Regions from separate parts of the Homo sapiens genome. Here region 2 is linked to region 1. A link is a contact called in ENCODE Hi-C or POLR2A ChIA-PET data. All regions are on one chromosome and are shown on one strand. Each heading gives the region's core, a stretch centred on a gene start or an enhancer-like site at or near the end of the contact. The rest is flanking DNA. Distances are from core to core; before and after follow the strand shown. Region 1 holds the start of ANXA1 (annexin A1). Region 2 holds the start of RFK (riboflavin kinase).

Region 1 (3,344 bases), core at 232-2,731:
AAAATAATAGGTCTGCTGGTTTACCTCTGATTTGAAATGTCGTAAATTAATAGGTCTAGAGAGAGCTAACGTCATATTCAGAAATCAACCTTTGCAGACCTTCTGGTTGAAAAAGTATTTAATAAGCATGAAACTCTGGCTGGTTCCTTAATAATATTATTATTAACTATTTTGTCAACATCTGTTAAATGTTGGCTATGTGCTGGATGTGGTTGAGCCTGGAGCTAGGGTGTTACTGTCACTTTTGGGGAAGAGGCCATTTCAGAATTATGAAACCAACATTTTACCACATTTGAGTCATTTGCAATGTGCATTCTCTTACAGCTACCAAAATACTCCTGTGGAAAGAGGGCAACATTGCTTTCTCAAAGTTTTTACAATCTTTTAGATATAACCAAGGCAAGAAAAATTCCATCCTTGTTAATTAGCTAGCAGTGAACATAAGAAATCAGAACATTTAATAAATATTTAAAATGAACGAACAGAAAAATTCTTGAAGGAACATGTTTAAGAAAAAAATAGCCAGATACATGATTTGTAATCTCACTTTTACAAATATATCCAACACTAGTAAATACTCTTCTTTAGTTTTGCTTTGTGCTTTTCTAAGGAGTTTTATGGCCATTAGCTCATGCAACAATCAAGTGGAATAGCTGTTGGAGGGCCTCACTGACATTCCCCTAGGATAATGTATCTGACACTACCCAGAAAGTATTTCCCTTCTTTTTAGGTTTTCCAGCCAGCACTTGAAAAGACTGTATATGACACAGAGCCTACAAGAAAAGGAATGTGGCCACACCCTCTTTAAATGAAAAAAGTAATAAGCGGACCTTCTTATTTTAAATAGCATAAGCAAATATAACATATATTTTTAAATGTTTATTACAAAGAGCATGATTAGCACTTTGAGGTCTGAATCTATCTTGTTTTCCTTACAAAAGAAGAAAATAAATTATGAAAGTCCTACTATTTTGAAACAGTTCCCTGCAGCCCACTCCTATCACTTTTGTTCTTGCCCCCAAAAAGCAGCCCCCATCACGATTTCTCTGTAAAACACACAGCTCTTGGGAAGAAATATTTCAAGGGGAAGGAAAGGAAAAACACATTCTTTTAAGGCTACCAGAGGGAAAGCACATTCTTCCCTTCTTTCTCATGGTAACTTACCAAGAGTACAATGAGCCAGTATTAAGCAAACTTATCTTATTTTTACTTGTATTTGTTAACTAAGTAGAACAAAAATATTGTAATTTGTGATTCCTAAAATATAAATATCCAATGTAATTCTACAGAAAGATTTATGAATGACTTATCATGTTAAATGCAACTAACCATAAATCCTGTAGAAGCAGTAACATTTAACATAGTGATGAGAAAAGTTTTCAAAACAACCAAAACTAACTAAAAGGAAAACCAAGACTTACCTTTATCTCTACCTTCTTGCAAAGAACTAAAGAGAAATTCTTCTCTGAAGATTTCACACTGGCAGTGGAGACTTGGGCTTCTGATTTTATAGGATTTTAAAGGAAGCCACACCTAGCAACCAGAAGTTAGTAATTGGCTGCCTTCTGTTTGAAGTACATGGCTCAGCTATGTCCAAAAACAAAGTGAAACAAGTCTTGCAAAACTACTCACTAAACCAATTCAACTGGCATTACAAAGGAAAAGAAATGGAAGGGCTGATTTTTCCTCCCTCTTTATTTTGCACTTTTATTTCCAGATGGGATATTTATTTTGCACTTTTATTTTCAGAGTATACATCTGCCCCAATCCTAATACCAGTGATTGGCACACTTTTGTAGTTAAATAGGTTGTAGACTAAAAAGTATGTTACCTTCAAAACTAAACAAACCAACAAACAAAATATTACATTTGAATTCCACCTCCATCACTTATTATTCTGTGACTTTAGGGACATACTTAATTTTTCTGAACCTGTTTTTACTTTTGTTTTGTTGTCTTTTTCCCCCGCTTTTTGTGGAGAATGGGGTCTCGTTATATTGCCCAGGCAGGTCTCAAACTCCTGGGCTCAGGCTATCCTCCTGCCTCTGTCTCCCTAAGAGTTGGAATCACAGGCGTGAGCCACCATGCCTAGCTGTTTTTACTTTTGTATATAGGAGCATTATCTAAGTTGTCTACCCACTAGAATTCTTGTGACAATGGAGAAATAACATATATTTGTAAATTTTAACATTACACAGTGCCGAATAATTTTCTATTTATATTTTTCTTGCCTTAAAAAATAAACGACTTTTGTTCCTAGATATAGCTTGTTGTTATAAATAAGAAATATAGAAGTAATAAAGTTCCAGATTGGCTCAAAATTTTGAACAAAGGTAATGCCAAAAATTTGATCATTATGACATTCAATAAAAGCATTGACATCAGAAGGCCTATCTACATTAATTCTTTTAAATAGAGTCAGTTACATAGAACTATATATATAAACTGTAATATAGATCAGTTATATATACATTTTGATACACATCTTTGACATTGTAGACTAGTTGAACACCAAAACAAGGAACTAGACCTATAAAATGAAAGGATTAATGGAGCAGCAACTATTACAGAACACATTCCATAAGAAATTTCCCACCCAATGGAGGAAAATTGGTTCTGGTAACTTCCATAGTGGTTCATTTTCATTCTTCTTTAAACCCTACAAAGTATTATATGATGTTTCCATTAAAGTGCACAGGTGTAAAATCTCACAGCATTATGGCTCAATTTATGCTGCATTTAGTGGTTTGTTCTTTTTCCTCTTTTCCTCATAGATATTTCACATAAAAAACATGAAGTTTAGGAAGTTAATGAAAATACTTTCTAAAGATTGGCAGTATTTTATAATACATTCTAAGTGCTCGATGCCAATATCAATGAAGTCAACATATCCTGAAGTAGGATGATCATCTAATCTAAATATTTAAGAAAATGTCAATATATGTTTTTACTATCATATGTGTAAGTTGAAAATTAATTAGTTACCTGCTAACAAGTTAAGTTAATTGATATTATTGCAAATTGATCTTGACAGATGTAGACTAACTTTCTAATACCATATTTATGTCATCAGGTGAGAAGGAATAAGATGATTATACAAAATCTGGTTTTCTTTTTTTCTTTAATTTGCGTTTGTATTCCTAACTCTGGTAATGGAACTATTGGAACATTCCTGCACAGTGATGCTCTTGTGAAATGAAGAAAAAATTCCACTTACTTTTTATAAAATATAACAACCTAGAAAACATGTATAGTCTCATTTTGCTTTGTTGCTGCTATTACCAGTGCCATAAACTGAATGGAATTATTTTATATGTTTGGATTTGTAATACATAGGCAAACCT
Region 2 (3,344 bases), core at 290-2,789, 3.2 Mb before region 1:
CTCTTTTCTGTTTCTTAGAAGCAGATGAAATTACCATATGAGAGACATCCTCCCTATATTAGAAGGAATGCAGCACTCTTATTAAGGACGGGAGTCAAGAGTGAGAGAATCCTGTACACACCTTGCTAAAATAACTCTTAAGCCTCTCCAGATAACTTAATTGCTTTTCACAACTTGCTATTACTACTCTTACTACCGGTATTACTATTATCGTTATTCTCATTATTCTTTGTTTAATTCCGTATAGATAAGTAACTGACCATAATTGCTTCTTTGGGTCCTTCTCTCCCTTCCCTTCCCTTTTCTTCCCTTTCACTTTCCCTTCCCCTTTCCTTTCCCTTCCCTCCCTTCCTTCTTCTTCTCTAGTTCTTTTAAGGGGTGAGGGTGTCTCACTGTGTCGCCCAGTCTGGAGTGCAGTGGCGTTATCATAGCTCAGTGCAGCCTCGACCTCCTGGGCTCAATCAATCCTCCCGCGTCGGCCTCTCAAACTACTGGGAATACAGGCGTGAGCCACCAAGCCTGGCCTAGAACATAAATTTAATATCAGGTAAATCTTATCAGAGATGCATACATGTAAGGTAGAAAGAGACTACACGGTCTGCACAGAATTTTATACAAATGTATAGAGCAAAAAAGAAAAAAATTAAACTTCTCTGGATTCCATTGATTAAAAATTTAAAAAAATAAATAAAAAACTTCTTTGTCTTCGAGACGTTAAGAGGATGCACCTTCTTATAACCTTGCACCCTGCATATCCTGTGAGTGAGCCCAGAGCTACTTCCCTAGGAGCGTGCGTATTTACAGTTCCGAGGGTACGAAGGCCTCTATCTGCATTGCAGTAGAGGGACGGCCTGTTATCGGGCTTGTGAAATTGTCAAGAAGACAGCCTGGAGGGGACAGTCACCGCCCATGTCGGTAACCTTCCACTAGTCTCTGGGGTTAACAGCGTCACAGACAGGGACTTCTCCCTTGGAGCTTACATTCGAATATATTAATAACTCCAGAACGTGGTCAGTGGTCCTGGAGGACGACCGCTTCTGGTAGGGCGGCCAGGAAAAGCCTCTGTGAAGAGGCGATCTTTGAGCTGAATTTTGGAGCTTTAATAAATACTTAAAGAGCGAACGGAACGAGCGATGCCTGACGTTCAACCCAGCGGTTGCCAAGGAGCTAAAGAGCGTCTCACTTTGGCTTCCGGATTGTTATGAACAGGAGGAAGGAGAAAAAAAAACCAGAATTGTTCGAGAATTGTGCTTTCGCGGCTCTCAGGCTGAAAACGGGGTTTCCACATTAGTTCCCATCGCCAGGGGCTGAAACGAAGCCCGGGATCCAGACATTAGGCGCCTGGGGCGGGAGCCTGCAGCGGGAGCTTGCGGCGGGAGCCGGGCGAGGCAGCGGCGGGGCGGGGCCATGATGGGGCGGGGCTACGGAAGCCGAGCGGGCTCGAGGCGTTCGGCTGAGGAAGGGAGCGCACGCCGGCGGCGCGGAGGCCGGCTCTGCGCTTCGGGCCGCCCCCTCCCCCCACCCCGCTCACACCCGGCACTTACTTCGGCTGTCTCCGCTGCCCTCCAGCGGAGACGCAGCTCCTCAGGCGCCCGGCGGTATTTGTTGGGTCGGCGGCGTCAGGGATTCGCAGTGGCCTGTGGTCGGCGTCGTCCGGCCACTGGTGCGCCCCCGCGGCAGGCAGAGCTCACGCTCCTGTCCCCCGGCTGGTCCGGGGTCTGGGCGCCGCGTCGACGGCGGCTCCGCAGGACGCGCAGACCGGGCCGCAGCCCATTCCCCGAGCGGACTGCATTATGAGGCACCTGCCTTACTTCTGCCGGGGTCAAGTGGTGCGGGGCTTCGGCCGCGGCTCCAAGCAGCTGGGCATCCCCACAGGTGAGAGCAGGGCGGCCAGAGTCCCCCGGGCCGGGTCACGTGGGGAGCGGGGAGAGACGGCAGCCGGGGACTTGGGACCGGGGCGTGGGGCCTCCGGACCGCGGGCAGAGAGCACACCCTTCCTCCTCCCGCATCCCCTTGTCTGTGGCGGAGGACCGTTGGCTCGGTTGAGGGAGCTTGTCCCTGCTTCTGGCTCCGAGCTCCGCGGGGACGGGGTTGAGGGGTGGTGAGGGCCGGAAGCCCGAGATGAATCGCAGGATTCCCCGTTCACGCCTCCTTGGCCAGCCAAGGTACAGTTGGTCAAGCATTGCGCTTGTCTTGCCCATTAGAGACGTAACGTGGGCCAGAACGGCTGAACTCGCAAGCCGGGTCTAAGGTGGTTTTGTTTTTAATTTGTAATTATGTAATGTCCAAATGATAACATAGGTAGTTGAATGAGAGTCAGCTAACCTTCTTGGTCTGTCTACATTAATTTCAATAATCGAGACCTGACTGTAATTCATCCTTAGAAATACATGCCAGAGCTGCGTCTTGACTTGTTAAGTCAGCCTTGAGCTTGTGTATTTGAAAAATAAGAAGCTTTGGCCGGGCGTGGTGGCTCACGCCTGTAATCCCAGCACTTTGGGAGGCCGAGGCGGGCGGATCATCTGAGCTCAGGAGTTCGAGATCAGCCTGGCCAACATGGTAAAACCCCGTCTCTGCTAAAAATACAAAAATTAGCTGGGCATGGTGGCGCGTGCCTGTCATCCCAGCTACTCGGGAACCTGAGGCAGGAGAATCGCTTGAACCCAGGAGACGGAGGCTGCAGTGAGGCGAGATCGTGCCACTGCCCTCCAGCCTGGGCGACAGAGTGAGACACCGTCTCAAAAAAAAAAAAAAAAGAAAGAAACTTTTCAGGTGATTCAGTACCTGGTTAGGAAAGAACAGATCTGAAAAAATCCATCTACTCTGGTACTTGTTTTTTGCATCCTACTCAAAGAGTATGGATTTTTTTGGAGAGCTTTATATACTTACCTGGTACTTTATTCATAACCTATTCACATGAATAGGAGAGGGAAATCTGAGCCGGAAAATGGAAGGATGGGATTGATACTTACAGGCAAAGTTGTAGGAGTCTTGTGAATGTAATGATTTACATTAGCCTTGCATGTGATTTTTACAAATGTTTGTTTCTTATTATTATTTTGAGACAGAATCTGGCTCTGCCACTCAGGCTGGAGTGCAGTGGTAGTGCGATCATAGCTTACTGCAGCCTCCATCTGCTGGGCTCAACTGACCCTCCTGCCTCAGCCTCTCTGGTAGCTTAGACTATAGGTGCAGGCCACCATCCCCAGCTAATTTTTTAATAGAGGTAAGATCTCACTATGTTACCCGGGCCGGTCTCAAACCCCAGAGCTCAACATGAGCCTCCTGCCTTGGCCTCTCAAAGTCCTAGAATTACAGACATGAGCCACTGCACTCGGCTACAG

Evidence for each region. A loop is a pair of places that touch in the nucleus more often than their neighbours do. ChIA-PET counts read pairs that join two places held with the same protein, here RNA polymerase II (POLR2A). Pooled maps may share reads with other maps.
Region 2: a map of CD14-positive monocyte shows a loop between it and region 1 (13-fold over the local background). The contact joins the promoter of RFK here to the promoter of ANXA1 in region 1. A Hi-C loop is called at or near these places in 2 of 168 maps with a recorded cell type or tissue (CD14-positive monocyte and CD4-positive, alpha-beta memory T cell) and 12 of 50 pooled maps. POLR2A ChIA-PET finds 5 or more read pairs at or near these places in 1 of 52 experiments (activated T-cell).

What each region holds. Positions count from the first base shown.
Region 1 is chr9:73,150,002-73,153,345 of GRCh38, reverse strand. It overlaps ANXA1 (annexin A1), which reads right to left and starts at 1,481. Exons shown (of 13, transcript NM_000700.3): 1 at 1,422-1,481.
Region 2 is chr9:76,392,621-76,395,964 of GRCh38, reverse strand. It overlaps RFK (riboflavin kinase), which reads left to right and starts at 1,539. Exons shown (of 4, transcript NM_018339.6): 1 at 1,539-1,875. The coding sequence starts at 1,794. It also overlaps a transcript of GCNT1 not described here. RefSeq lists enhancers at 881-1,120, 1,298-1,592, 1,455-2,268 and silencers at 1,401-1,460, 1,481-1,560, 1,601-2,090.